7 separate regions of the Mus musculus genome follow, and all the other regions are linked to region 2. Evidence: chromatin loops called from intact Hi-C (ENCODE). Cell type or tissue: left cerebral cortex. All regions are shown on one strand. Region 1 overlaps Thnsl1 (threonine synthase-like 1 (bacterial)). Region 2 overlaps Gm39767 (a long non-coding RNA gene). Region 3 holds the start of Enkur (enkurin, TRPC channel interacting protein). Region 4 overlaps Arhgap21 (Rho GTPase activating protein 21). Region 5 overlaps Arhgap21 (Rho GTPase activating protein 21). Region 6 holds the start of Gpr158 (G protein-coupled receptor 158). Region 7 overlaps Gpr158 (G protein-coupled receptor 158).

Region 1 (4,000 bases), 690 kb before region 2:
ATGGTTGGGCAATAGGTGTCAGGTCAGATTTTGATTTTTGCCAGACAGCTATTAGAAAAATATTTAATGATTCTGATTTTACTGGCTTTCTGGCTGTGGAATATGGAACAATCTTAAGTTCAGCTAATTCTATAAATTGGGCTCGACTACTTCCGCAGATAGTTTATCATGCCTCTGCATACCTTGAGCTTGTTAACCAACGGTTTATTTCTTTTGGAAGCCCAGTAGATGTCTGTGTTCCCACAGGAAACTTTGGGAACGTGTTGGCGGCAGTGTATGCCAAGATGATGGGAATCCCTATTCGAAAATTTATCTGTGCCTCTAATCAGAACCACGTTTTGACTGACTTCATAAAAACTGGACATTATGATCTAAGGAATAGGAAATTAGCACAAACCTTTTCACCATCAATAGATATTCTCAAGTCTTCCAACCTGGAGCGACATTTATACTTGATGGCTAACAAAGACGGACAGTTAATGGCAAATTTATACCATCAGTTAGAGAGTCAGCTTCACTTCCGGATTGAGAAGATGCTGGTCGAGAAGCTGCAGCAAGAGTTTGTTGCCGACTGGTGCTCTGAGGGAGAATGCCTCGCAGCTATCAGCACTACCTACAATGCATCAGGCTATATTTTGGATCCACATACCGCTGTTGCAAAAGTGGTTGCAGACAAGATGCAAGACAAAAGCTGCCCAGTGCTCATTGCATCCACAGCTCACTACTCCAAGTTTGCCCCTGCTATCATGCAGGCACTGGGGATTAAAGAACTCAACCAGACGTCGTCCAGCCAGCTTTACTTACTGAGCTCGTACAATGCATTGCCCCCTCCTCACGAGGCTCTGCTAGAGAGAATGAAGCAGAAGGAGAAGATGGATTACCAGGTTTGTGTAGCTGATGTGGATGTCCTGAAGAGTCATGCAGAAAAACTCATCCAAAATTGGTTTGTAAGGAAGTCTGAGTAGGGGTTTTTCTTGGAAAGGAGCAATAATAAATCTCAAACATTGATTTGGACTACAATAGCATTTGCTTTATTTTATGTAAATGTTTATGTGTGCATCTGATCTCTGGACTAAGAGACGGAGGCCAGCATAGTACCTGGAACCCTCTGCTATCATGCTTTATTTTCTGCACTTGTTGGTATGGCAGTTTCTCCTTTACCCAACACTTCTGAGTGGAACAAAATATCTGGTATTTAGCATAGCATTTACAAATATTTAAATGCAGTTAGGTGCTGCATATCTAGTCATTTAGTGTTTATTGAACAATTTGTGCTTGAGATAGTTAGCTAACATAGAGGAAGTAGTAAGCTCACTAGGATTAGAATCATCGTTTTTAACCCCTTTCAAATTCCATTTTGGACAATACTTGATGACATGTACACTGTCCAGCTAGAGATTTCGTGGCCCATTCACTGCTCTTTGAATGTCTGTAGTTAGTGCTGGTGAAGTTTGAAAATCAGGCCGATGTAGGATGTAGCAGTTGACAGAACTGTGAAGTAGTGAACACGGAAACAAAGTCACCTACTTCAAGAGAAAGGTGATCCAAGATTAGTAATGTTTAAGATGCTTTATTAAAGTTCAGTTATAGACAGCAGCTCTTCTGTATTATTTTTAGTCTGGTCCTATTTGTTTCACTTAAAAAAACATTTTGGGGTACCTAAATCCACACAAAATGGTAACTGTGTTTCATTTCCATTGCTGTGTAGTGACAGTGATCTTAATTGTGGTTTGTATATTTCCTGAGTATTTACTTTCTGGATTGAAGGGTGTGACTGAATGAAGACATGCAATGGGCTGCTCCCCACCACAAGATGGCATTCCTCACAGCATTTGCTATTGCCCATGACAGTCTGCTTCTGGTTACCTTTCAGAGAAATGTTCAACATTGAAATGATGAAAAAGGTTAATAGTTTTAATGGGCAATAAGCAATTTGTTATACAAGTTTTAAATTAAACCATTTACATGTTAATATCAGCTCTCTGGTTTTGCTTCTAAAATGTAGTTCTAGGGCTTATAATGGAGGCCAGGGATGTCCCTGTACAGTGCACAAAACCCTGGGTTCCATCCTTAGCACCTAGGAAGGTAGACGCAGTAGGAAAAGGTCATGTTTAGTCACACAGTTTGAGGCCAGCCTGGGATACATGAGGTCCTGTTTAAAACAAACAAACAAACAAACAAACAAACAAACAATACTTGAAACACTTTTTGTTAATAGAGACTCAAAGCTCTGTATTTGTGTACACATTCTATCATTTCAGAATATTTGTTTCAGTAGACTTAGAAAATTATCCATAAAAGAAAAAAATTATCCTAATGTTACTCTGCATATGCATGATAATCTACTTTAAAAATAAGGGGATAATGTTGAGCCTTCAATTTTGGACTCAGCAACTCATGAAAGAGCACATGAAGTCCAAGTGATGTACAACACAAAATAATTACTGCAAAATAGTGTGGGAATACATAAAAAGCCAACGCTGCATCCAGGTAGGGCAGAGTTTAACAGAAGAGGGAATAAGGTGAGGTGTCACTCATCTAAGCTCTCATCACCTGGGAAACAGAGGCAGGAGAATTGCGAGCTTGAGACCAGGCTGTGCTACATGGGAAAACTGTCTCTAAATGAATAGGTGAGCCAACAGAAGGGAAATACTGCTGTAAAGTAAGCAGGCTTCATAGTGGATGTAGGTCCTGAGGGTCAGCGTTTGGAAGTTAAGCAGTAGAGAGAGAAGACACTGTGACTTCCTGTTTCACTGGTTGTTATATGATTATTCTCTCAGTATCTAGATGGTTACCTCATGTCTTCATGTGGCCTTTGGGTCCCTGTCACTCTCAAGCTTCTCTTTTTTGTTTGTTTCATTTGAGACAGGGTTTCTCTGTGTAGCCCTGGCTGCCCTGGAACTCACTCTGTAGACCAGGCTGGCTGCAAACTCACAGAGATCCACCTGCCTCTGCCTCCTAAGTGTTGGGACTAAAGGCATGCATGGCCACACCTAGCTTCAGCTCTCCCTTGTAAAGAGTAGAGATGTTCACTTTCCTCCCATGTGACCTAGGATGCAGTCCTCCTTTCAAGGGCTAGTGTCCATGTAAGCCTTGTGTCCAGTGTCCTTCAACTCTGATAACATGCTTCAGTATGATATCTTGCTTCCTCCCTCTCTTGTTCCTTCAATGTCTCCAGGGATCCTGTCTTCCTGTGGTATTTACATGCTCTTTACATAGTTTAGCATTCATAGCAAAACCCACACGTCTACCTTCTGCATTCCTCCTTGCTCTAACCAAGACAGTGCTGCAAAGGCTGTAGGATTGATTCCACTTTCTTGTCTCCACTGTACAGTGAGTGGAGGTAGGTTATAAATACTGAGGTGCATGAGTCTCTGGAGTAAGAGCAGAGCACCACAGACATCTTCACCTCTGGCACCTTAAGAGGTACATATATTCCTCCCCCAAGAAGTAGCTATCCCAAATTCCATGTCTGAAGTCAGTTTCTTTTTTTCTTTAATACCAATTTTGCTATGTTTAGTTTACTATCTAAGTCACGTGGGAGGAGAGTGAGCTGAAGCTGGGTGTGGTGGTGCATACCTTCTGTACCAGCACTTGGGAGGCAGAGTCTGATGGATCTCTCTTGAGTTTGTAGCCAGTCTGTTCTACAGAGTGAGCTCCAAGGCAGTCAGGACTATAAAGAGAAACCCTGTCTCAAAAGAAACAAACAAGAGGAGCTGAGGATGATGGAGACCCAAAGACCACGTGAAGACATGAGATAACCATCTACATGCTGAGAGAACAAGCAAGTGAAGTAGGCAAGACACAGCATCATCTCTCTACTGCTTTTCTTCCAAAAGCCTGACTTGGTTTTGGTTGTTAGTTGTCTTAACTTTGTGAATCTGAAGGCTGGAGAGATGACTCAGCTGTCAAGTGCCCTGGCTACTCTTCCACAGGATACAGGTTTGATCACGGAGCACCCACATGGCAGTTCACAACCATCTATACTTCCAGTTCCAGG
Region 2 (4,000 bases):
TACTTAAGGCTTTATTTCTTTGAACAGATACCACCACCAAGGCAACTCTTATAAAGGCAACATTTAATTGGCACTGGCTTACAGGTTCAGAGGTTAAGTCCATTATCATCAAGGCGAGAGCATGGAGCTAAGAGTTCTACATATTTATCTGAAGGCTGCTAGGAGAAGACTAAGACTGGCTTCTAGACAGCTAGGACAAGGGTCTTAAAGCCCAACCCACAGTGATACACCTATTCCAACAAAGCCACACCTACTCCAACAAGGCCACACCTCCTAATATTGCCATTCCCTAGGCCAAGTATATACAACCCATCACACTCCTCGTTACAGGATGATCTGATTATTGAAAACAAAAAAAGATGGAATGAGAGCTGGTTGGTCAGAAAATGTGCCCAGATTGCACATCTCTTAAAAGTATGGCAATACCAAAGACATACATACAGATAAATACATTTTACATGGAGATGCTATCTCAAAAAATATATAGAAAACTGATATCAAATCTACTGTTTAGGGGACATAAGATGAGACAATGCTGGATGTGGGGTACAAAATTACAGGCAAGATACAGTGCAAGACCTGATAGTCTTGAATTACTTTCATGTCATGGTCAGCAATTGGCAGGCCAAAGATGGAGAAACAGCAAGTTTCTGACCACATCATGCTGTTGCAGTCTCATCTTTCTATTCCCTGGTATTGTAAGGAAATTCATTTCTTCCACCAACCCTCAACAAACATGGTTGGTAGCAAGCAGTCGCTAGTTGGAAGCTGATTTTTGCATTGTCCTTGAGTACCTTTCCTTTCCTTGTGTACCAATTTACCATGTTCTAGTTAGGGACCCCAGCTAGAATGTGTAGTTTCATGCATCATTTCCCTTTCAACCCTAGATTCCAGGGGAACCCAAAGACACCCACAGTCAGAACTCTCAACTAGGGTAGAATGTCTGGATCTACACTGATGATGACTCTTTCATCTTATGTGTGTGCGAGTGATGTGTGTATGTGTGTTAGTGTGGGCATCTAATGTGCCTTTGGATATGTTGTACATGTGTGTACACACCTTCATTTCAGTGCAGGTGTACAATGTGCCATAGCATGGAGATCAGAGGACTCTGGCTCTTCATCTTCTCCCTTATGGAGGTCAGAGGAAAACTCTGGATCTTTATCTTCTACCCCCCTCCATATAGATGTATGTGTGTGTATGTGTGTGTGTGTCTTTCTGTCTCTCTCTCTCTGTATCACTCATGTGAATATGTGTGCATCCATCACTGTTGCTATTCCTATTCAGGGTTCTATTGCCTCTGCCTCCTATCTAGCTTTAACACTACAGAGAATGCAGATCTGTACTACACCTGTCTTACATGGGTTCTGGAGATTTAAACCCACGTCTTCATGTTTGTTCATTGAGCACTTCACCTACTAAGAGATGTTACCAGCCCAAGGCCCTGTTCTTGAACTTTAAAAGACTAACCACAGCCAAGTGGAAACCTGCCTGCCTCATTTACATATCAGAAAGCCTTCTTGTCATCAGTAGGAAAATGTACAAAAGACACTTTCATTCTCTTGGCCGTGTAACACTTTTTGCTATGACTGTAAATAATGCAGTTTAAGAGACATTTTGAGATTAAATAGGTTTGCCTTTGGGATCATTTTCTTCTCTGCCGGATTTTGGGCCAGTCTTTGGCACAAAATCTATGCTGTAATGATACTGCAATCTACTAGTATAAAAATAACTTTTGATGTCAAACCTGCGGGGCCCAGGAGAGCTGCTCTCATGAGGGGAGGATCCGAGAGCCCAGAGCCTAGGAGGCAGAGGGGGCCAGGCCCAGAGGGCTGCAGAGGCAAAAATAGAGCGCTAATGGCCTGGAGTGACATGGGCAAGAGTGGGAAGCAAACAGCAATATTTATAAAAAAAAAAACGGCTGTGATATCTATTAAGTCCCCATTCTTTTCTTCTTCTTCTTCTTCTTCTTTTTTTTTTTTTTTTTTCTCCCCGGGTCTATTTTTGGCTCTTTCCCCAGCATAGGCAGCGGCTCTAAGTGAAGAGTCTTTTTCCTGATTGCCCTGACCTCTAGCCGAGCCAGAGTCCAGCAGTGAATGATTGCTCAGAGTCTGGAGTTCTAATTGACCACCACCGCCCCCTCCACCCCTTCTCCCGCCCCTCAAGGAAAGACCCACGGAGGGAGTGATCTCATCTGATCTTTTCCAACTTTCCATTTTGTTTCTGCACAGCAGAACTATGTACAGCAGCATCGCCTAGTGGCAGTAGTCTTGAACTGCAAGGGAACATGAGTTGTGACTCTAAAAGCCTGGGAAGTTGGAAAATGTCAAGCCAAATATTTACCTTAATCCTCTTGCTCAGGGTAGTTGAAACTAGCTTATTCCTTCTGTGCCTACAGTTGGTAGAGTACTCAGGATCATAGGGTGACATCATTTGAATGTCCTGTGACGTAGCAAATATCCACCAGGGGAATAAATACAACCTGTGATTTTGTAACTTCTGTCCAGAAGTAGAAAAATTGAATCAAAACAGTATTGGTGAGCTCTTAAAAATTAGCCCAATCTCTTTCTTTCCCGTGTGCTTTGGAGACAGGGTCTTGTTAAATGGCTCAGGCTAGCCTTGAACTTGTGATCTCAGCCTCCCATGCATCCAAGATTACAGACCTGCACCACCAGAACCAGCTCAGGAAAGATTTTTACAAAGTAAAATGTGATCTGGAAACTATGCTAATGTGATGATGTTGTGTTCACAATCTGTGACTATAATGATAAACAGATGGTAATCATTATAATCCATCACACTCAAGATTTCAAAATAAACTCATCAATTAGAATGTGAGATTCCTTCATTCTTCAACTAAACTTCCTATGAAAAAGCCCGAGATCACAGAAACAAATATTTCGCTGGGAATCTGCCTGTTGTTGTCGTCGAGAAGCTAACTATGCTAAAGACTCTCCACCTCCATGTTCAGGTTCTAAATTTTTATGTAGTCAGAAGAAGGGAGCCTTGTTTCTCTTCCAAATACGCAAATGGCAAAACTGTCTCAGACCTGAGCATATGAAACATGATGCATCTTTCCTGGAGATACTTTGTTGAAGACCCAGAAACTAATGTATAATCCAGACCTCCAAATATGCGTATGGAAGTGGAGACTGCAAGAACTGGCCACAGCTGGGTCCTTTATGATGAAAAGGAATTTGTTAGCTCACAGTTCTAGAGGCTGAGGAGTCCAAGGTCAAGTCACCCTCCAACAGAGGCCTGGCTACTCCTCACTGAATGGCTGAAAGCAATAAATGAGAGATGGGAAGAGAAGACAAAACCCCAACTATTTTATAAAGATCAGTCCCATCCATGAGCATCAGGCCCTCCTGGTCCAATTATCTCTTAAATGTCTACATTTTAATCATGTTACATGAAAATTAAATTTCAACATGAGATTTGGAGGAGATGGTCTTTCAAAGTAGTGGTAAGGACGAGGATGCCTCTGGAGAGAAGCTATGAAGGGGCTTTAAACTAGGCCTCTCCTGTAACACCTGGTGCACTTCTAAACTGCCCCAGCCTGTCAGACTTTAATGCTATAATTCCATCTCTTTGGAAGAGGAGAGAGGACATCATGAGTTCCAACCAACCTGAGCTACATAGCAAACAATGGGCCAGCCATAGATACCCATCAAAACATGGCATATGGCAGTGGTGGCACACGCCTTTAATCCCAGCACTCGGGAGGCAGAGGCAGGCGGATTTCTAAGTTCGAGGCCATCCTGGTCTTCAGAGTGACTTCCAGGACAGCCGGGGCTACACAGAGAAACCCTGTCTCAAAAACACCAAAAACAAACAAACAATAAACAAAACAAACAAACAAACAAACAAATCATAGCATATGATGCCTCTTTCCTGGAGTGTCTGTATGAGCACACATATGTGCTTGTGTACATGGGTTTGTGTACATAATTGCACACATCTGCCTGTATGTGCATAAATCTGTGTAGTTGTGCATGCA
Region 3 (4,000 bases), 700 kb before region 2:
CTTGCTTGTGTGGCATCTTGTCAAAATCATAACAGGATCATTTAGGGCACCCCCTTTATTCCTTCTTATACTAAGTCTGTCTTGTAATTATTTTTTAGGAATAAACCAAGGAATTTATAATTTATGCTGTCACTCTAGCATGCGCAAGAATACTGGGGCACAGTTAGACACAGAACAGGGGCCAAATGAATCCCCTTTAAAACAAACAAACAAACAAACAAACAAACAAACAACAAACTTCCCAGGTGCATTAAAGCTCTTTACCACTTAACAAAATGCTGAACTAGTAGAATATCTTAACATCCAAACTCAGTATTCCATAGAAGGCAGTTTCTTCCAGTGTGCTACAGAGAGGAGGAAGTTTATCTTCAACAGTACATAGGAATTTTGGACCAAAAGTTGATTCAGCTACAAGTAATGTGAGCATTGCAAACTCCACACCGGTGTCAGCATTTTCATTCCTCCCCAGAGATGCCCAGCTGATAAGCAAGGGAAATACAATATCATGATTGCTCTGATATAAGCTGCCTATTCAGTTTGAGTTAAAATGGAAGGACCTACACTTTGCTGTTACCACTCCACGTCATAAAAAATTGGCCATTACATTTGGAAGGAACCTCCGAATGTCTACTTCACTTATTTTCAAATCAGAAAACAAGTGCAAATTGATTGTAGACCTCCACAATAATAATAACTGGTAACTCTTGATTTTTTTTTTTCTTGGTTGTTTGGTTTTAGAGACAGGGTCTGTCTTTGTAGCCCATGCTAGCCTTGAACTCAGATTCTCCCCATCAGCATCCTGGGTGCCGCAACAGGCATGCGCACCTGAGTGCTGGTTCTTTTAAAGTGGCTGTGACTTTCTTAAGTCAAAAGACAAAGGTAAATAACAGAAATCACCAACTCCTAGGAGGCATGGGACTGCCCTCTTCTCTCAGACTTCAATACAGTTTACAAAATACCTATATGGCCAAGTATCTGGGACATTTATTTTGAAGTTTCCTTTTTCAGATTTGGAGATTTTCAGAAATATAACAAACACATAAGAATTTCCTTCAGTTATATATTTTGGAATTTCCATCCATCCAACTGTACCCCTTTCATTAAACCACAAGATCTGTAAAAATCCTAGACATACTCTCTAGTCCATCATTTTTGTTAAACCAATTGAAATACTGAGGCCTAGAAACAAATGAGAATTCAATTTAGACACAAATTACGGGAGGCAAAAGAGTGCCTAAGTCAAATACAACATTGAGTTCCTAAATTAAACATCAGATTTCCTAAAACGGACGGATAAAACAGATTTTTCCCCCTCTTTTCAACGACATGGAATTTCACATTATACACAGCACCTAAAACCAAATTAATAATTGCATATTAGTGGGGGGCTATGATCATAAAATGGACGTCTGACAACACTAGCTCACTTTTTTTTTTTCTCTGTGAAATATGAAACGCTATTTAGATTTGTCCACCTGGTCTTAAGAAGTTGCGACCCAAGATTAAATGTAAAAGTCAGCCCCGTAAGTCTTTAAAAGAGGTCAACGATCTTCCTCTGGGCTGAAGTCATCGCTTTTGCTTACCCACATACCTAGGATGCTGGGGCGGCTCCTTCAAGTCACTGGGTATGAGGTTATAAATACTCTCGGAAGTGCAGGGTGAGTCCATGGCCACCAAGGAATTCCTTAACAAGTACTCAGCTTTTTGGCTCACTTTCCCACTGTCTCAACTCCTTCTCTCACCGCCTTTTTCTTTTCTTACTTTCTTATCAAAGAACTAAAATTTCTCTTTCGTGTAATTTCCCTTTGACCCTTTCGTAACAGTCCCTTTTTCAGGAAGAAAATAATTCTGCTCCGAGTCTGTTTAGCGTTGTTGACCACGTGGTTGCTAAGGAAACAGTTGCTAGGAGACGGGGCAACCTGGCTTTTATCTGATTCCTTTTTTGTAACCTCTTCTGTCTGAGAAAAACGTAAGGAAAAAGACGTTCCTGCGTCTTTGGAAAAGACGACATGAAAACATTGTCCCCCCCCCCCGCACCCAAACATTTTGTGGTTTTCCTCGGTACATCTGGAAAGAAAAATTCTACAATAGGGAGCAGGACAGACACGCACGCGTCACATAATAGTTTCCAACATTCAGGCCGCGCCCCTGCGGAGGTGGAGCGATCGACGGGGAAGGGGAGGAGCCTCGGGGTAATGGGCGGGGCGTCTGGGTTACGTGGTTGGCCTAGTGGCGCAGCGCGCAGTCAGCGCAGGCGCAGAAGCAGCAGCTTGGGGCGGGCTTGCCGGCTGAGGTTGCCAGGCGGTGCCGAAGGCGCTTCCCTTTCTCCCTTTCTCTCTTTCCTCTTCTTTGGGTGGTTTTCTTGGTGAGTTAATGGAGGAGGAATGGAAAGCCAGCGAGAGTTGTTACCCTAGCATCCCCCCTTCCGTCGTGCCCCATCAGGCCTCTCTTTGCCATCCACCTGTCGCACCGGACCCTGCGGCGGGCCCTGCGGTGCTCTGTCTCCACGGTGCGTGCGCGAGCGCTACCCGGCGCCAGGAGGACCAGCCTTTGGAAGAGGGCCTCGAATTTTGCCCAGGTTTCAGCCCTTGACTCCCTTTTTGACATGTTTTTGTTTTTTTCCTCTCCGAGAAGTGCTTATATTTCGTTTGAGCTGTTTGATCTCCCGTTCATGCATATGCACTTGTGATTGCACTCTCATTTGAAAGCCTTCACCCAGTCACATCCTTTGGCCCTGGGATTTGGGAGGAAATTTCGTGGGTCTAAATCCACTTGGCAGTTGCCCTGCCAGGGAAGTCAGGTGCATCAGTTCTTCAATTCTCACTGCCTGGTGGCTGGGTTAAATGGCCTGGTGGCTTAGTGAACTTTTCAGTCCTCACTTGGAAGGCCTCGCTCAATGCAAGTCGTGATTGGAGGCTTCTGCTAAATTTTATTCGATAAGAATAAAGAAACAATTTAGTTTCCCGTTTTTCGGTTTGATAGAATTTATCTATTTTTTTTCTGGGCAGCCCACGGTTCAGATGAATAATCTTTTGGGGTGGGGTGATGTGTTTCCTTATTTCACAGCAGATTGGGTTTCTTTAAAAACATTCCATAGATTAAGGGGTGGATAGGGAGCACCAATTTTTGCTTTTGAAAAAAAATGATTTCTCTGCTGCTTTTTACTTAACATGTAAAGAGAAAAACTTCCTTGTTGGATATATGCTCCTGTGCATGTTAACTGTTGAATCGTGAATTCATAGAATGTAAACAGTATTAACCAACTTGATAGCCATTAGCCAAGGCATATACCTTCCTGACCTCAGGATAGAACCCAAGGATTCAGGTATTTGAGGCCAGTAGTCGGAACCAGGTTGACAACCCAAGGCATGTTCTAATTAGAAGCAGCTGATACGTGAAAAGGGGTGTAAGAATGCAGCTTTCACTAAAGGGGAACGACATAAAGTTAGCAGACATTATTCATGGATTCTGTATGTCAGTGTCTCATTTGTTCAAGTTTATTCATAATTCTTCAATACTTAGCCACACATTATTAGTAATTTATGGACGTAGGCATGGCAGTGAAAATTTGGAAGCGTGGTATGTGATGTTTCCAGCTGAAGTGAGGCCAGCTGTGTTTTGTCTTGTGTGGGGTTTCAGTAACATATATCCTTTCTATATTCTGCAAAACATGCCACATGCTTTGCATTCTTATGGTTTCAGTGGCCACTTAAAGTGATCCCTAAACTGAGTACTCAGGTAGTAGTCCAAAGTATGACGAGACTGGTGTGTATACAGAGAAAGCAGGTATGTTAAGATGAGCTTCATTCAGGAATGAGTTAAGAGTGCTGCTGGCTTCATTCCTATTAATTAATGAGCAGCATATATATGTGTATATATATTAATATATTCATTGGAAAAAGTATTGTGACTAAAGGCTCATGGGAACCCAACCCAGCGTCTCACTTAGGAATTCATAGTGGCCACGCTCACCAGTTCATGGGTGGTGGGAGTGACCCTA
Region 4 (4,000 bases), 1.0 Mb before region 2:
TAAACCCAGCACATGGAGGCAGGAGAAGCAGGAGAAGCAGGAGAGGCAGGAAGCAAAGGCAGGTAGCTCTCTTGTGAGTTTGAGGCCAGCCTGGTCTACATAGTTCAAGGACAGTGGGACTGCACAGAGAAACCTTGTCTTGAAAACAAAAACAAAAACAAACAAAAAGCATGCATTTTGTAATCAAACATTAAAATACTATAGCTGATTGTTAGCCTGTGTTTTTTCTTTTTTCTTTTCTTTTGTGGTATGAGGAAAATCAACAGAGAGATGGGGAAAAGTAAATTATTAAGTCAAGCTGTTCTCCATAGTCTATTCAAGATGAGTGTGATGGTTTGTATAACGCCTGACCCAGGGAGTGGCACTATTAGGAGGAATGGCCTTATTGGAGAAAGTGTGTCACTGTGGGGGTAAGCTTTGAGACCCTCCTCTTAGTCACATAGGAGCCAGTCTTCTCTTTGCCTTCTAAACAAGATATAGAGCTCTCAGCTCCTCTAGCGCCATCCCTGCCTGGATGCTGCCATGCTTCACGCCATGATGATAATGGATTGAACCTCAGATTCTGTAAGCCAGCCCCAATTAAATGCTGTCTTTACAAGAGTTACCTGGGTCCTGGTGTCTCTTCACAGCAGTAAAACCCAAACTAAGAAGACAATATACTCATTTTCAAAATGCTAGTTAATACATTCAAGTTTTACCTCCCAATCTGCAGATCTGACAACTTTAGGAATCCTAATCTCAAATTATAATAATCTCTGAATGGGATCCAGATGAAGACCTGTCACATTTCAATCACAATTTCATATAGTAGAAGCAAGCATATACTCTCTTTTTTTTTTTTTTTTAAGACTTATTTATTATTATATGTAAGTACACTGTAGCTGTCGTCAGACACACCAGAAGAGGGAGTCAGATCTTGTTACGGATGGTTGCACACCAGAAGAGGGAGTCAGATCTTGTTACGGATGGTTGTGAGCCACCATGTGGTTGCTGGGATTTGAACTCTGGACCTTTGGAAGAGCAGTCGGGTGCTCTTACCCACTGAGCCATCTCACCAGCCCCGCATATACTCTCTTAATGCAACCTGACCTTCAAGCAATGGAGTAAAATAAACCAGTTTAAAACTGTAAAAAGTAAACTATGTTTGAAATTACTCATGTTAAACTTTTTCAGATAAAAGACATTTAATTATAAAAACTTTTTTTGTCATGGGAGTGTTTCATACATTCAGAACCAGAGATGCTAACAGCACAAAGCCCCAGGAGACTAGGGAACCAAGAAAATCACATTTCATATAAGCCCACTCGCACCCATATAAAGCTTTTAAAGTTAAATCCCAGATGCCAGTTCATTCATAAACCCTATAGATATTTGGGCAGGCATAGCTGAAAGATAAGAACTTTAGTATTAACCTGCTGGCAAAACCAAAATGCTGCACTGGGTGTCTACAATGGAGTACTCTGCACAATGGAGTTTCGTTCACATAGAAGCTGAGCACAAGGCAATCTTTTACCTTAAGTATCCACTTAACACTAAGAACTGACAAAGCTCCCAAAGCCGTGAGACAAATTCAGAAAGGGCTCACACGTGAAAATCACAAGACACCCCCAGGTTAAGTTTATAAACAAGATACCTGTGGGTGTGCTTGCTTATATACTCAAATCCTGTGAGTTTACTGGGCATCTACTCGTTTACAAATTAAAATTATCTGAGTTTATAGTCAATCTTCTTAGCTATATACTTAATATACTTATACACTTAGCTACATACTCAAATCCCGTAAGTTTACAGTGGACTTGCTCAGTTATACATTAAAATCCTGTGAGTTTATAGAAAATACGCTGCGCAGAAATCTCAAGTGCACAGAATGGATGTAACGGATGCTCAGTAAGTAACTGCTATCTACTTCAAAACCTCAGCCTGGACAATGCTAACAGTAAACAGCCTGAAGCTGTCTGGCCTTCCCAGTACAGGGACAGGGTAGGCAACAGAAGAGCCAGCGTACCTCCACTAGGGGTCAGACATGAATCAGTTTTAGAGCTATAGCTGGGCAGAAACACTGTGGGAGCCTGTTATCCAACAAATACTTCCCCCTAGTTCTCTCTGAATGAACAGTCCGTAACCGCCTTTCAGAGCACTTGGAGTTCAGTAATGTTAGTCTTTTCCCTTGTTTCAGGAGCTTCATAAATGATGTCTATGTCTAGAGTCAGAGCCCTGTTGTTTCTGCTTTGCGAGGTTGTAAATTTCTCTGACAACCCAGACAAATTTGTTAATCATAAGCAACAACTTCCCATCTCTGGATTTATACACTGTTCAACCCCTGAACTAATAAGCTTATCAAGGCTGTCCTCTGTGTGCTCTCTGTTTCTTCTGTACATTTATTAGAAACATATACACCCACAAATTTACACATAAAACACGGGAAGATGGAAATATAAGATGATGTTTTAAGCATAGAAACTATTTTGAATTTGAAAAAAAAAAATCCTTGCCCTACAGCCCTATGTTTCACCTGAGAGTGGGAAAATGGTGAAGCGGTTAGTGTGAGATGACTGTGGACACCGCCACACAGTGAGAAGGAAAGGGGCGCAGAAGGCACGTTTCATTAACCGGCCGGCCGAGGAAGTGCACTATATCACATGACATTTTCAACACTCTGAAGGAAGTGAGGCTAGAGGCAGCACGCTTCCTTCCACGCAATCAGCCTAGTGTGTCTGGCTCATGGTGCAGACTGCACAGATGTTTGCTAAATGAATGAACAAACAAAAAATGTATTTCTTAATTCTTAACTGTCCTCACACTTAGCTTTGAATATTTCTGCTCTGTTTTTATGTCAAAGATGAGAAGTTATCTGTTGAACATTGAAAGCAGGGGGCTGCAATTCCCACAATAAACACTGATTAAGTTAGGAGTCACATACTTTCTATGTAGGCTATGGAAAGCAATGAGGAACAAGATCCGGGCTCTCCAGCAGGAGAGCTATGAACTATGCCTGGGCAGGGCGAAGCCAGAGGAAACTCTGGTGGAGGTCCGTAGCGGTCCTGACGTGCAAATCGGTCGTCCGACCTGGGTATAGGGGCGAAAGACTAATCGAACCATCTAGTAGCTGGTTCCCTCCGAAGTTTCCCTCAGGATAGCTGGCGCTCTCGCTCTTTTCCCGACGTACGCAGTTTTATCCGGTAAAGCGAATGATTAGAGGTCTTGGGGCCGAAACGATCTCAACCTATTCTCAAACTTTAAATGGGTAAGAAGCCCGGCTCGCTGGCGTGGAGCCGGGCGTGGAATGCGAGTGCCTAGTGGGCCACTTTTGGTAAGCAGAACTGGCGCTGCGGGATGAACCGAACGCATATGTTATTCTTCACCCACACCTCCACTGCACAGGGAGGACGGCACCTGGGCACTGCCTTTTCTGCCGCCCTTCCAGGGAAAGTTAATAGAGATAGCCAGCAGCACACTCGCTCTGGCACATGCTACAGCCTCAGCCACACAGCGGGCACCGTCTCCTACAAGGACAACATCCAGTGTGATACCTGGCCTGCCCTGCCTCCGCCCTTTCAATCCTTAAACATCTGAAGTTTCCTTTTATGAACAAAAACTGAGTTGGGAGGGTGGAGACACATCTTAGGAGTAAAGTGTGGAAGTTGAGGAGTTTTAACAAGCATGGGTGGTGCTTCACACAATGAACTGTCTGTCCCTAATGAACATTTAAACGTGAGGACTATCTCTCCCTCAGGAGGCAAGCCTGTTGCTTTCCTCCAAAGACCAGACACAGGAGGAGGTGAACACTGGTTCTGTGACCCTGGTTGTAAGTTATGCAGCAGCTAGGAAAAGCCAGCTTAAAACCACCTAATTACAGTACTGTCTGGGGCAATACTACTAAGAAAAAGCCAGAGAAGAGAGCCATGTTTTAGAGGCGGCTCAAACCCTAGTGTGAATCTCTCTCTAGTTCTCTTACAGTTACTTATCTCTGCCAAAGACTTCCGATTAATTCTCTCTGAAG
Region 5 (4,000 bases), 1.0 Mb before region 2:
CAATCTTTTACTAGCTATGAAACCTACAAAATAACCCTTCAAAAATTGAAACTGCCTACCACTTTTCCATCAGCTTCTTTATTTCAAACAAAAATATGAAAATCTAGACATTTTTAAGAAATGAAAATACTGAATTGCAGTATTTACACAGACTGTGGTAAAGTTTGAGGAGCAAAGGCTCTCCAGTCTCAAGAAGTTCCACTCACCCAACACCAGAGCCCTCAGCTACACTCACTGTCAGGAAATGGCTGAGCACTGAAGGTGCAGAGAAAACCTTACAGCGCATGGGTGTGACAGCGTGCACGTGTGCCTGTGCTTACCTTCAGCAAAGGTATAACCAACTTATGTACGAGTCACAGCAGAAGCCAAGTAAGAAGAGAGTTGTATCTCCAAGATTAGTAGAGAATGGACAAAGCAAAAATGGGGGCAAAACAAAGGCATTTCATTAAATCAAAACTGATTCCAACACAGCACAGCAATCATAGACAGGCAGCAGAAAGAGAAGGAGCATTTCCAAACTAACTACTAAAAGAATGAATATACATTACTTAACTTACCAAACAGAATGCATGAAGAGAAAATAAACAAACAAACAAACAAACAAACTTTTAAGAATCCCTGAATCAACAGACTCTTACAACAAAGATTAAACAAAGGGTGGGAGAGAGGGCTTGGTGGTTTAAGAGCACTGGCTGTCCTCTTAGAGGACAGAGGTTCAATTCCCAGCACCTAAAAAGCAGCCCACAACCATCTGTAACTCTAGTTCTAGGGCAGTGGTTCGCAACCTGTACATCTAGACCCCTTTGAGTGTCTAAAGACCCTTTTACAGGGGTTGCATATCAGCTATCCTGAACATCAGATATTTATATTATGATTCATAACAGTAGCAAGATTATAGTTATGAAGTGGTAACAATAATAATTTTATGGTTGGGGTCACCACAGCATGAGAAACTGTAGTAATGGATCACAGCATCAGGAAGGCTGAGGACCACTGTTCTAATGCCCTATTCTGGCCACCGAGGGTGAAAGTGACTAACAGACATATATGCAGGCAAAACACTCATACACATAATACAAATGAAAATAAATTTAAAGAAGATTCAACAACAAAAAAAATCAAATTTTTCATTATCTATAAATAAGCAAAAGTTTCTAAATACATAAAGTAAAAGTCGGCTTCAGAGTCAACTCCTGCTCTCAGGAAAGCTAGACAAGGTAAAGAGCCTACCAGTCTCCAAAGGCTAGGAAGGAAAGCAAGGTGTTCCGGGCTGGCGAGCATCACAGAGGCACTGTGCCAGACATCCCTCTGAGAACCTTCTGCAGTAGCCAGCCATCAGCCCACTGCCATGTCCCCATTAAGTAGGCATGTCCCCACTGTTGTCCAAAGTGGTGTTCATCAAGAAGACTGCTCCCTGAACTCCTCCACTGCTTTACGGCCCAGCTGAGTCTTCCTTGGATCCAGACTGAAGGGTGAGGCTTTTACTGACAAATCTTTCCTTCACGTTTTCCCTTAGGACCAGATTGTATCACTGCCCTTTCCCAGTCCTCCTCAGTTCTTATCCACTGCGATCATTCTCTGCTAACTCTCGGCATGAGTCACCCATTCCCCTCGCTTAGCTGCTGCCACTCCGTGTCTGCGGATGACAACACACAGTCACTGAGCTGAGAAGTGAAAATCTTCAAATAGAAGACCGAGCCAAGAGGCTGATGAGCACAACAATGCAAACAAGCTTGGTTTGGTCACAACATTGGTTACATCTAAAAATCTAATCAATATATATTCACTATATCAAAAGATGAAGAAAAACCTAAGGGGTATTCCAATAGATGCTGACCAATTAATCTGAGACACACACTACAAGATTCAACATGGCAAGGATGCTTTTGTTTTGTGTTAGGGTTTCTGTCTCTATGTGTGCCTGGGTGTCCTGGAACTCACTCTGTGACCCATTAAGGAACTCGAGCATGGCAAAAAGGCTGTGGCAGGCCTGGTCCTTCTAACCAATTCCCTTTTCCTTACTAAAAATCACTAGATTACATTCCTGAAGCTAGCCCCCAAGGTCTATTTCCTTATTCGGCCACTTTCTCCTCCCAAGGCTGACTACCAAGGTCCAGCTAACAAAGTCCAGCAATCAAAAGCCCCCTTTGGCTTCCCTAGTTAACATGCCCAATTAAACACCTCATCCTAACACAGGGTTTCCCCTCTTACCTTTATAAACAGCCATTTTGCTATGTGCCACACGTGTCTCCTCTCTATCCAGAGGCAGTCCTTTGTCATCTGGACAAATCTCTCTCCCCGTCTCCCTCGTTCCCTGCTTTCTCTCTTATTCCCTGTGCTCAGTTCCTATAGGGCCAATAAATCTCCTGAGAAAGTGGTACTGGAAATCCTGAATAGATACTGATCTCGTACAGTCTAGGCTAGCCTCAAATTCAGACACACCTGTCTCTGCCTCAGCCTCCTGAAGGCAAGTGTTTTTCAACATTTAAATTTTGTAACGCATACACAAGAAAATTTCTAACAACTGAAAACCCAATTCTAAAGCTTTTATGATAGTACATAATGAACAAAATTTGTCAGAATTTTTTTTCCTTTTCTTTTTGTGGGTTTAATCTGGAACGTCATGCACGCAGATTCGTGACAAAGCACTGTTAGATCTCAGTCAAGCAAATGAAGGATGCACTATAGATAGAATCATTTATCAAGCCACAGCAAACAGAAGCAGTGTTGGCTCAATGCAAATAAAATGACCAATGGGCTGGGCATGGTGTTGGGCTTTAATCCCAGCACAAGGGAGGCAGAGGCAGGCTGAACTCTGGAGGCCAGCCCGGTCTACATAGTAGGTTCCAGGACAATCAGGGCTACACAGAGAAATCCTGTCTGAAAAAGCAAACAACACAAACGACCAATGGAACAGAACAACACATATGATGAGCACCTGTAAGGAACTAGCAGTCAATATTTAGGGCTCTTAAGTACCTACAGTATCTGGTGTGTTCTTTCTCTTTCTCTTTTTAAACAAACCTGTAAAAATATAAAATTATTCTTGGTTTGGAAAGTATTACATAGCTTCCACGGGGCCAACTCCAGGCCAGAGCATAGTTATGGACCAACTCAAGACACTCAAGACGGACACCATAAGTGAGCTGGTTTCTGCTACACAGTAACTGGAAAGGCACAGACTTTACACTAAGACCCATGAAAATCAAAATAAATATCACAAGAAAAATACTCGTCTTGGTCTCAAACCGCAGGCCCAAATAATGATAGGCAAACTGTAGCTTTGGCTGTGACTGATAAATCAAAAGAGCATCTTAATATCCACAGTGCAGCACCTTCATGGACAAAGAACACAGCAAAATGCTTAAGAGAGAGTTCAAAGTATTAAAAACAAAGTATCACTCACTCAGACTGCAGTGAAATAAGAACCTTAACAGAGGTCGTAAGGATTGGAAAGGCAAGGTCAGTGGGCACCGACTATACTTCTGTAGCCACCAAATTTTCCATTTGGAATACTCAAAGAATGCCTACAAGTATACAATTAAAATGGATGCACAATCAACTCTGTCTCATGGAAAATATAAATTAAAACTATAATCCAAACCACTGCCCACGCCAACTACAGCGACCAAAATTTGAAAACAGGTTAACACGAAGCAGGGCGACGCTGCAGAGCAACTGGATGCTTGTGCTGCTCGTGTGCAAGCTGGTCCAACTGCACTGGGAACAGCAGTACCCTGTGCATGTGATGACTCAGCAGCGACACTCCTACAGAAGCATGCCTTTGGATTCAAAGCAGGTAAAAGAAGGTCCATAGCTGTGTTGTCCCAAACAGTCCAACACCACTATCTATAAACAGTGGAGTGAACTAATCACACATGTTCTTCACGGCATCTATTGAAATTAACTGTAACTTACAACTAAGATAAAATACTTTAAGTGCAAGGTTCAATTAGCTTAACAAATGTATTTTCCTAGATAAACATCAACATCACCTGAA
Region 6 (4,000 bases), 540 kb before region 2:
GCAGTCCGAACTCTCACCTGCACACACTGGTCTCAGAGGGACCTGGGACACAAGATGGCTCCCTCAGCAGCTCTGGAGTTCAAAGCCCTCCCAGGCGGCCACCTCTTTTCTGGAGGGGAAGATGCCAGGATGTTTGGAACCCTAAACGGGGTCTGTCCCAGCAGTTGTGTCACTTCTGCCTGTTCCAGAAGCTGTGTTGCTTCTGCAGTCTGCACTCTCACCTGAGCAGACTGGTCTCAGAGGGACCCCGGACACAAGATGGCTCCCTCGCCTGCTCTGGAGGCCAGAGCCCTCCCAGGCAGCCACCTCTCTGGCGGGCAAGGTGCCTAAAGAATTTTAAATAAGTTTTACAGGTTTTCTAAAATAGTCACTGAGGATATTACACTTAAGTCTTTAGATAGTTAAATAAATGCAAAAACATGGAATATTATGATAAATTCAAGAGAAACTCTATGTGTAATTATTGCCACATGTGATATAACAGACTAATAAACTGAAGTTACTTCTACTTAGCATAAGAGTATGTGTTTCAAAGCAAAATTTAAGCAAAAACTCAGATATTATGCTGGCTAGTTTGATGTCAACCTCCCACAGGCTACAACTATCAGAGAAGAGGGAATCTCAAATGAGAAAGTCCTTCTGTAGTATTAGCTTATAGGCAAGCCAGTATTTCCTTAATTAGTGATTGATATGAGAAGGCCCAAACCACTGTAGAGGTGCCATCCCTGGGCAGATTGATGGTCATGGGTTCCATAAGAAAGCAGGCTAAGCAAGCCAAGAAGAGGAAGCCAGTAAACAGCATTCCTACATGACCTCTGCATCAGCTTGTGCATCAGGTTCCTGCCCTGTTTTAGTTCCTTCCTGTCTTTGTTTGATAATGGATTATGATGTAGAAGTGTAAGCCAAATAATCTATTTCCTCCAAAACTTGCTTTTAGTCATGGTGTTTTATCATAGCAATAGTACTCCTTACTAGGACAGATATGAACACAGAAGTTACTTATAAGTAAATACAAGTCAAATAACTATTTTTTGCATAGTTGTAAAATTTTTCTTGGAAACCATGTACAGCAGCTGAGAAAACTGGTTGCTAACTCCTATTCCAAAAGCCTTCATCCCTGGCTCACTGAGCAGAATTCTTCTCATGAGAAAAGAATAATTAAATTCATCATCTTCTCATTCATTCATTAATTATCAAGTGTATAATGAGAGCCTACTCTGTGCCAGCAGTGTTCTAGATATTCAATGTACCACCATGACCATGGTGTTTTGTCTCGTACATCCCAGCACTTAGATATTGCTATTACTTGATTTGGATAGTGCTCTGTCTTAGTCAGGGTTTCTATTCCTGCACAAACACCATGACCAAGAAGCAAGTTGGGGAGGAAAGGGTTTATTCAGCTTACACTTTCATATTGCAGTTCATCACCAAGGAAGTCAGGACTGGAACTCAAGCAGGTCAGGAAGCAGGAGCTGATGCAGAGGCCATGGAGGGATGTTCCTTACTGGCTTGCTTCTCCCGGCTTGCTCAGCCTGCTCTCTTATAGAACCCAAGACTACCAGCCCAGGGCAGGTCCCACCCACAAGGGGCCTTTCCCCCTTGATCACTAATTGAGGAAATGCCTTACAGTTGGATCTCATTGAGGCATTTCCTCAACTGAAGCTCCTTTCTCTGTGATAACTCCAGCTGTGTCAAGTTGACACAAAACTAGCCAGTACATGCTCCAAAGGTTCCTTCATTAGAAGCTTTGTTTTCAGTGTGAGGTGTTAATATGGTAAAATTTTAAGGGATGGGATCTAGTAGAAATAGAAGGCAATTGGTTTGTGGGGGCTCTGTTCTCACTGGTGGATTAATGCTTCATGCTGAGAGTTAGTAAGTCATTAAAAACCCTGTTTAGCCCTTCACTTGATGTTTGTCATCATGCCAATTGACCCCTCTCTCTCTCTCTTTCTCTCTCTCTCTCTCTCTCTCTCTCTCTCTCTCTCTCTCTCTCTCTCTCCAATATATTTCTGAGCATCATACTGTCTTCAGAAGGCCATTACCAGTCTCCCAAATCAGGGACTACCTGATCTTGGACACCCACTGTACAAAACTAAGAGCTAAACAAATTATTTTTCTTTACATATCAGTTTACAATGCTAGAAACACAGAATAGCCTAAGGTATTTTTTGCTAGAACAAAATGACATAGTACAGTAAGTCTATCTTGGACTGGCATGAGTGACATCTTTGTTAGTTGGGGACTAAAATAAACCTGGGATTTTCTGCATGTGTCTTCTTGAGGAATTCAAAAGTGGAGGCACATTTAGAAAGTGCAGATTCAACAGGGAAATGCCACAGGAAGCTTTGAGAGCTTAGGGGCTCTCCCAATTCTTTCTGGAGCTGGCACATCTCTGGAGCCCTTCCTTGAAGTCTGAGATGTTTTTCATGAATTCCAGCAACTCACTGACAGTGACTTTTTATCCCACACACCACAGATTCACTGTTTTGCATCCTCATTCTCTCACAGTCTACAACACGCAATTCTTGATCATGTCCCCTCTCCACACATCCTTTTTGTCAGAGCTCCCCTTCCATTCTGGCCCCGAATAAGAGAATCTTTAAATATGACATTTATTTTTCCTTGAAGCTCGGCCAGTAGACGTCTCCATTACTCTCTAACAGCTAAGACTATCCTTGGCAAGCCAGGTTTAATCATTCTCTTAACCAAAAACAAGGAAGAGAATTTGATAATTTGCCTAAAAAATGAGCAGATGCTAAGAAGGACACATTTCCATCCTACGTTCCCTCCTCCCCAGTTTCAGTCAGAAATGAAAACTACTCTCTTCTCCCTCTTTTCCAGGCAAAAGAAAGGGCTGATTTTACTAAGCAAGCAAGATGCCAACAGCCTCCTCCTCCTCAGTAGTCCAAGTTTCCTTCGCTTTCAACCACCAAAAGCGCCACTTCTCCCCTATTTCCCACCCACTCCTTGCCACCCCTGAAGGTTTCCGAGTCATCAGGGAACACGAGTGGGTGAAAACAGCGCCGCCGCCTCCTCCTCCGCCTCCTCAGTGCGCCTCGGGTTCAGCACTGGACAGCTCCCGCCCCAGCCAACAAATGGCAGTCAGCTGATTGACAGAGGCGCCGACCAAACAGGGCACAAGACGACTTGAAGCCGCCCTACAAGGGTTTGGTTGCGGCCAAGCTGTCTCTTTAAACTGCTTTCATCTGAGAGCAGAGAAAGGCAGCGCTGTGGTTTGTGGCCAAACCTAAAGGCTCTAGTTAATCAGCTGCCTGGCTGTCTGGACTGCAGACACACGAACGTCTTCAAAGAAAACCTTGGTTCCTTGGGACTCGCCGCTGAGCTCGCGGCTTGGATCTGTGTGCGCGCTTCCATCTCCGGGCGAAGCGGTCGAGGAGGGGCCAGAACTGGGAGGCGGGAACGACCTGCCAAGGGTGAGATGATGGAGCAGCATCTTTGGTGGCCGCGGTGGCAACATCAGCTGCATCAGCAGCATCAGCATCAGCTCTTGAACACACCTCAATGAGAGCGGCGGTGGAAGCGGCTGAGCAGAAAGACGTAAGCGGGCTAACTATAGCTGCTGGGGATGTAACCTGTTTGGCTCAAGGCTGCGAGGTGCGTAATCCCGAGCCGACCCATTGTGGAGCCGGGCGCAGCCAGCATTGCCACAGGTGATTTGGTCTGTGACGGCAGCTGAGCCAGCTGGGCCAATTTCAAAACATTCTTATTTTAAAGTCCATCTGGACTGGGCGCCACCTGGAGAAGAAGGAAGCCTCCCCTCAAAAGTCTTACTGATGATAAATTGAGGACCAAAATTTACAAAGTGACTCCTCCGGTTATCGCCTCTCTTCTATGCTAGACAGATGGGAGCCATGGCTTACTCTTTACTCTTCTGCCTCCTGCTCGCTCATCTGGGATTGGGAGAGGTTGGTGCCAGCCTCGACCCTCCGGGACGGCCAGATTCCCCTCGAGAGAGGACTCCGAGGGGGAAGCAGCATGG
Region 7 (4,000 bases), 110 kb before region 2:
TTCATTGCAATGACTCACTGGTCTGGTATGAGGCCTCTGGCTTCTGCTGCACTGTCTATACTGGAATCTCAGTGGGGCTCGGCTTCTGCTACACTGTCTATACTGGAATCTCAGTGGGGCTCCTTTTGCATATCCTGTTGTTACCCTGGGTCATGGAGATCCTGTGGAGTTGGATCTACAGTATACCTTCATGCTCTCTAGCAGTTCATTGATGGGGAAGATGTTGGGGTGGGCCAATTTGAAGCCCTGGATCTAGGCCTGAGAGGTATCTGTGCTAGTTAGCCCACCTGCTCTCCTGATCTTGGGACCAGCTCACCAGCGACCCCCGCAACCAGACAAGCTCTACCCTGCTGTCCAGGCAATGACATGCAGGGCCATCTCTCCTGAGTGTTATAGCTGGTGACAGACATGGCCAGATCTCTTGTCTACCATAGATGGCACGGGATAAAGGAGAGGAGGAAGGTGTCTCTCCCTCATTTGCACCACTGCACAGCAGACAGGAGGGAAGGCCAGCTCTCCTACACTCATGCCATCAGGGCCAGCTCAACCATAATCCCCAAGTCCAGGGCCACTCTACTGTCTGCCCAGGTGAGGTGCAGGGCCTTCTCTACAGAGTGCTACAGCTGGTGAGGAGCAGCCCAGCTCTCCTTCTCTCATAATCATGAGGCGGGGACAGGGGAGGACAGCTTCTCTCCTTCACCCATGGTACCACACAGGAGACGAGGGGCAGGACCAGCTCTTCTGTGATGGTATCTTCATGTTGGCTCACCTGCAATCCCCCACAATTGTGTGGAACCTGCTTTCCAGAGTACTTCAGCTGACTAGGGGCAGGCTCAGCTCACCTGTTCTCATGCCCCAGGACCATCTCTCCCACAATGCCCACATGAGTGGTAGGGCCCGCTCTGCACAGCTCTCAGACAGCAACATGTCCTCAGGATGCAGCTCAGACCAGCAACATCTACCTAGTCTTTGGTGCTAAAACACCCCTGTTACTTCAGGCTATGGACCCAGACGTGCCCCTGCCCCCTGGCCCTCAGCAGCACAGGCCAGGGCCCCATCATGGTGCCAAGTTTCATCATCAGCTACCCATATCAGGCTGTTCCTCACAACTCACACACCTCCAGTTCTGCTTCTCTTCATTGTGCCCACCTACATCCTTCTGTTTCTCTTTCTCTTCCATTTCTGCACCACTTCGGTGATCTGCTTTGTGCTGCCTGGAGTCCCTGAGTGCCTGGGGTCATCTCAGGAGTTCTATGCCCTGCTCATGCATTATAGCAACAGACATGGGTCATTTCTGGCATGGTCTGTCTTCCCCTTTCCCATCTGCGTGGCAACAGACAGGTAGTCACCTCAGGCTAGATGCCTGTTCAAGTCCCATGATGCTGGACTAGTGATCCTCTTGGGGTTACTCTCTGCCTGGCCCACCAAAGTGGCCCCTTGCAAGATTCTTCTGCCTCAGGCTTATTCCTGCCCAAGGGCCTGTGGTCTTCTATGCTCCAGCTTGCTCCCCATCATGGGAGCCAGTCAGGGCCTCCGTGGTGCAGGACTGGCAGTCTTCTCAGGTTAGCTCCCTGTCAGGGCCCCTGGCACCACACTGGTGGTTGTCTCAGACTCACGTTTTTCAGGGAATGTTAGGCTGCTTGTCATTCAGATGTTCATACATCAGAACTCCAAGCATAGACATAGCCTCTCTCCTCTCTGCCACCTACTGACACACATGTGACACAGCAACAATGCCTCTAGGAGCAGGATTTTCTTATATTATTATAAGAAATTCCACCATGTTTATGTTTGTTTTAAACAGTTATTTATTTATCTATTTATTATGTACACAGTGTTCTGCTTGCATATATACCTGCATGCCAGAAAAGGGAGCCAGATCCCATCACAGATGGTTGTGAGCCACCATGTAGCCAATGGGATTGAACTCAGGACCTTGGAAAGAGTAGTCAGTGTTCTCAACCTCTGAGCCATCTCTTTAGCCCCACACTATGTATATGTTTAACAAAAGAAAATGATAACAGGGAACACACATGATGTCACAACCAAGGACACAAGGTCAACATCATGACTTCTTTAAAAATCATTTTTGTAGTCTGGACAAACAAATGGGATATATGATTCACAGTTGCAATTCATTTCATAAACTTTAATAGAACATAGGAATTACATGCTATCAGTAAGATTCACTTAAGTAGTTCTAGCTTCTTTACTGCCATGCTGAACACTCTTTGGGAGACATAAATGTGTATTTTATAAAATGCTACTTATCAAGTGTTTACTCTTAGTGTAAAGAAAAAGGTATCATCATTAGATCATTAAGAAGAAAAGTATGATGAAAAATTTTTGGTACAATATTGTTCAGTAAAGGAAGACAAAATACTTTGGACCATATCCCAGGAATCTTTATGTAGAAGCACTTTGAGCCATGGGTAATATTTGTGTCATTATAAACATTAAAAATGTATATATGTAGGAAGCATCCAATTTGATAGAAGTAGTGACAGATGGAGTTGGGGAGAAATTGTATCAAACAAGAAGGAGACATCTTAAGTAGAAAGACGTGGAATGCATTATTTTGGGACATATTATGAATGATACTTAGCAATAAATTTTTTGAAAACACTAGAAATTTAGAGAGCCAGGAAAATGATGTAAGGGTCCAATATATTCAAGTCTGATTGCTTCCATCATATGTTTTTATAAAAACTACAATGTGCCAGATCTTGGGACTGGTAGGTTAGAATATTTACAAGGGAGAGAGATTTAGAACAGTGGTTCTCAAATGTGTCCCAGTGTGGCATCCCTTGGGAACTTGTTAGAAATGTGTATTTTGGATCCATTCCAAGTCTTCAGTACCCTGGGACCTGGACCTAGCACTTCATGCTTAATATGACTCTGGATGAATGTGGCCTTATGCTGTCATGTGTAACATAAGCTCTGAGGGCACATTCAGATGGGTTTGCTGGAGCAACAGAACCCAGCTATGCTCCAGTCATTCTGTAGTACTCACCAGAACTCCCCTTCTGCTGGGCATTTCCAGTTTGATTTACTTTCCTTCTGTTCCAAACTTCCACACTTCACTGTTCTACCCATAGATAATCTTTACTTGAAAAGCATAAATAGGTGACATCAGGTAGAAGATGCTTAGAATCCCTGCCAAACCATCTGTAAGTCTCACAAGTCCACACTCATTTTGACTTTTTATTGCCTACACCATATTAATGAACAGCCATTTTAACCTCAGCCACAGTTCACTCTCTCCACCTCTCCATGGCCTTTCTCATTTTGTGAGACTTTGTAGTCATTTGAAACTGCCCTACTTTTAAAATCTCTCATAGAAGTTCACTCTGACCACAGTTTCCTAGCTCTAAATATACCTGTTTAATAGAATAGACTATTTTTATTTAAAATCATGCCCACATAACATTTTGGCTAACAATAACCTGTATATACAATGATGGTCCTATAAAATTATAACAATACTGAACATTCATATCACATAGTGGTGGCCTAATCATTGCTATGTCACCACATAATGAATTTATCAGAGTGCTTTGGTGGAACTTGTGTAAGTGAACTTAGCACTGTGCCATTTGTATGAAAGTGGAGCAGCATGGCACATAACTGATTTGACAATAAGAGGCTCCATCACATGCTTACATCCATCATTGTTTTAGAGCAGTGGTTCTCAGTCTTCCTAATGCTGCGACCCCTTAATAGGGTGCTTCATGTTCTAGGGACCACAACCACAAGATTATTTTTATTGTAACTTCATAACTGTGATTTCATTGCTGTTATGAGTCATCTTGTAAATATCTGATATGCAGGATATCTGGTATATGACCCCTGTGAAAGGGTCATTCAATCCCCCCCAAAGGGATCCTGGCCTACAGGTTGAGAACGTCTGTTTTAGAGGGTGCTCTGGCCTAGAAAAGCTTTACTGTAGAACACCATGCTCTGTTGATAGGGTGGCAGCTCATACTTCTCACATTCACCA

The links. Hi-C counts contacts between places; a loop is a spot of excess contacts. Peaks named below come from ENCODE experiments on the same cell type or tissue, not always from the same donor. Only the 100,000 strongest peaks of a DNase experiment are listed, where the experiment ranks them.
Region 1: it touches region 2 in a loop (10-fold over the local background); 5 of 42 quality-filtered maps call a loop at or near these places.
Region 3: a loop joins it to region 2, with 3 times the contacts of the local background. A loop is called at or near these places in 5 of 42 quality-filtered maps.
Region 4: it touches region 2 in a loop (4-fold over the local background); 7 of 42 quality-filtered maps call a loop at or near these places.
Region 5: a loop joins it to region 2, with 4 times the contacts of the local background. A loop is called at or near these places in 4 of 42 quality-filtered maps.
Region 6: it touches region 2 in a loop (4-fold over the local background); 6 of 42 quality-filtered maps call a loop at or near these places.
Region 7: a loop joins it to region 2, with 2.1 times the contacts of the local background. A loop is called at or near these places in 2 of 42 quality-filtered maps.

What each region holds. Positions count from the first base shown.
Region 1 is chr2:21,212,716-21,216,715 of GRCm38, forward strand. It overlaps Thnsl1 (threonine synthase-like 1 (bacterial)), which reads left to right. Exons shown (of 3, transcript NM_177588.2): 3 at 1-2,294. The coding sequence ends at 965. Among named protein-coding and RNA genes, the nearest start is that of Thnsl1, 9.0 kb to the left of the region's middle. In left cerebral cortex, a CTCF peak has its summit at 1,810 (motif pointing right); a DNase peak (open chromatin) is centred at 1,833.
Region 2 is chr2:21,907,525-21,911,524 of GRCm38, forward strand. All of the region lies in intron 4 of Gm39767 (a long non-coding RNA gene), which reads right to left. Among named protein-coding and RNA genes, the nearest start is that of Gm39767, 55 kb to the right of the region's middle. In left cerebral cortex, a CTCF peak has its summit at 2,262; DNase peaks (open chromatin) are centred at 1,758 and 2,244; H3K4me3 peaks cover 351 bases; H3K27ac peaks cover 722 bases.
Region 3 is chr2:21,203,481-21,207,480 of GRCm38, forward strand. It overlaps Enkur (enkurin, TRPC channel interacting protein), which reads right to left and starts at 1,885. Exons shown (of 5, transcript NM_027728.2): 1 at 1,592-1,885. The coding sequence starts at 1,668. Thnsl1 (threonine synthase-like 1 (bacterial)) reads left to right here and starts at 2,244. Exons shown (of 3, transcript NM_177588.2): 1 at 2,244-2,365. In left cerebral cortex, a CTCF peak has its summit at 1,725; DNase peaks (open chromatin) are centred at 1,910 and 2,209; H3K4me3 peaks cover 2,442 bases; H3K27ac peaks cover 1,436 bases.
Region 4 is chr2:20,896,865-20,900,864 of GRCm38, forward strand. All of the region lies in intron 3 of Arhgap21 (Rho GTPase activating protein 21), which reads right to left. Among named protein-coding and RNA genes, the nearest start is that of Arhgap21, 69 kb to the right of the region's middle. In left cerebral cortex, a CTCF peak has its summit at 2,014 (motif pointing right); a DNase peak (open chromatin) is centred at 2,026; H3K27ac peaks cover 195 bases.
Region 5 is chr2:20,901,873-20,905,872 of GRCm38, forward strand. All of the region lies in intron 3 of Arhgap21 (Rho GTPase activating protein 21), which reads right to left. Among named protein-coding and RNA genes, the nearest start is that of Arhgap21, 64 kb to the right of the region's middle. In left cerebral cortex, no CTCF peak of the experiment used is centred here; DNase peaks (open chromatin) are centred at 1,596 and 3,738.
Region 6 is chr2:21,364,393-21,368,392 of GRCm38, forward strand. It overlaps Gpr158 (G protein-coupled receptor 158), which reads left to right and starts at 3,175. Exons shown (of 11, transcript NM_001004761.1): 1 at 3,175-4,000. The coding sequence starts at 3,864. In left cerebral cortex, no CTCF peak of the experiment used is centred here; DNase peaks (open chromatin) are centred at 2,486, 2,630 and 3,127; H3K4me3 peaks cover 1,642 bases; H3K27ac peaks cover 1,847 bases.
Region 7 is chr2:21,793,306-21,797,305 of GRCm38, forward strand. The region is part of intron 7 of Gpr158 (G protein-coupled receptor 158); the gene reads left to right. Gm39766 (a long non-coding RNA gene) reads right to left here. Exons shown (of 2, transcript XR_866003.2): 2 at 1,796-4,000. It also overlaps the pseudogene Gm24886. Among named protein-coding and RNA genes, the nearest start is that of Gm39766, 22 kb to the right of the region's middle. In left cerebral cortex, a CTCF peak has its summit at 1,705 (motif pointing left); no DNase peak of the experiment used is centred here; H3K27ac peaks cover 146 bases.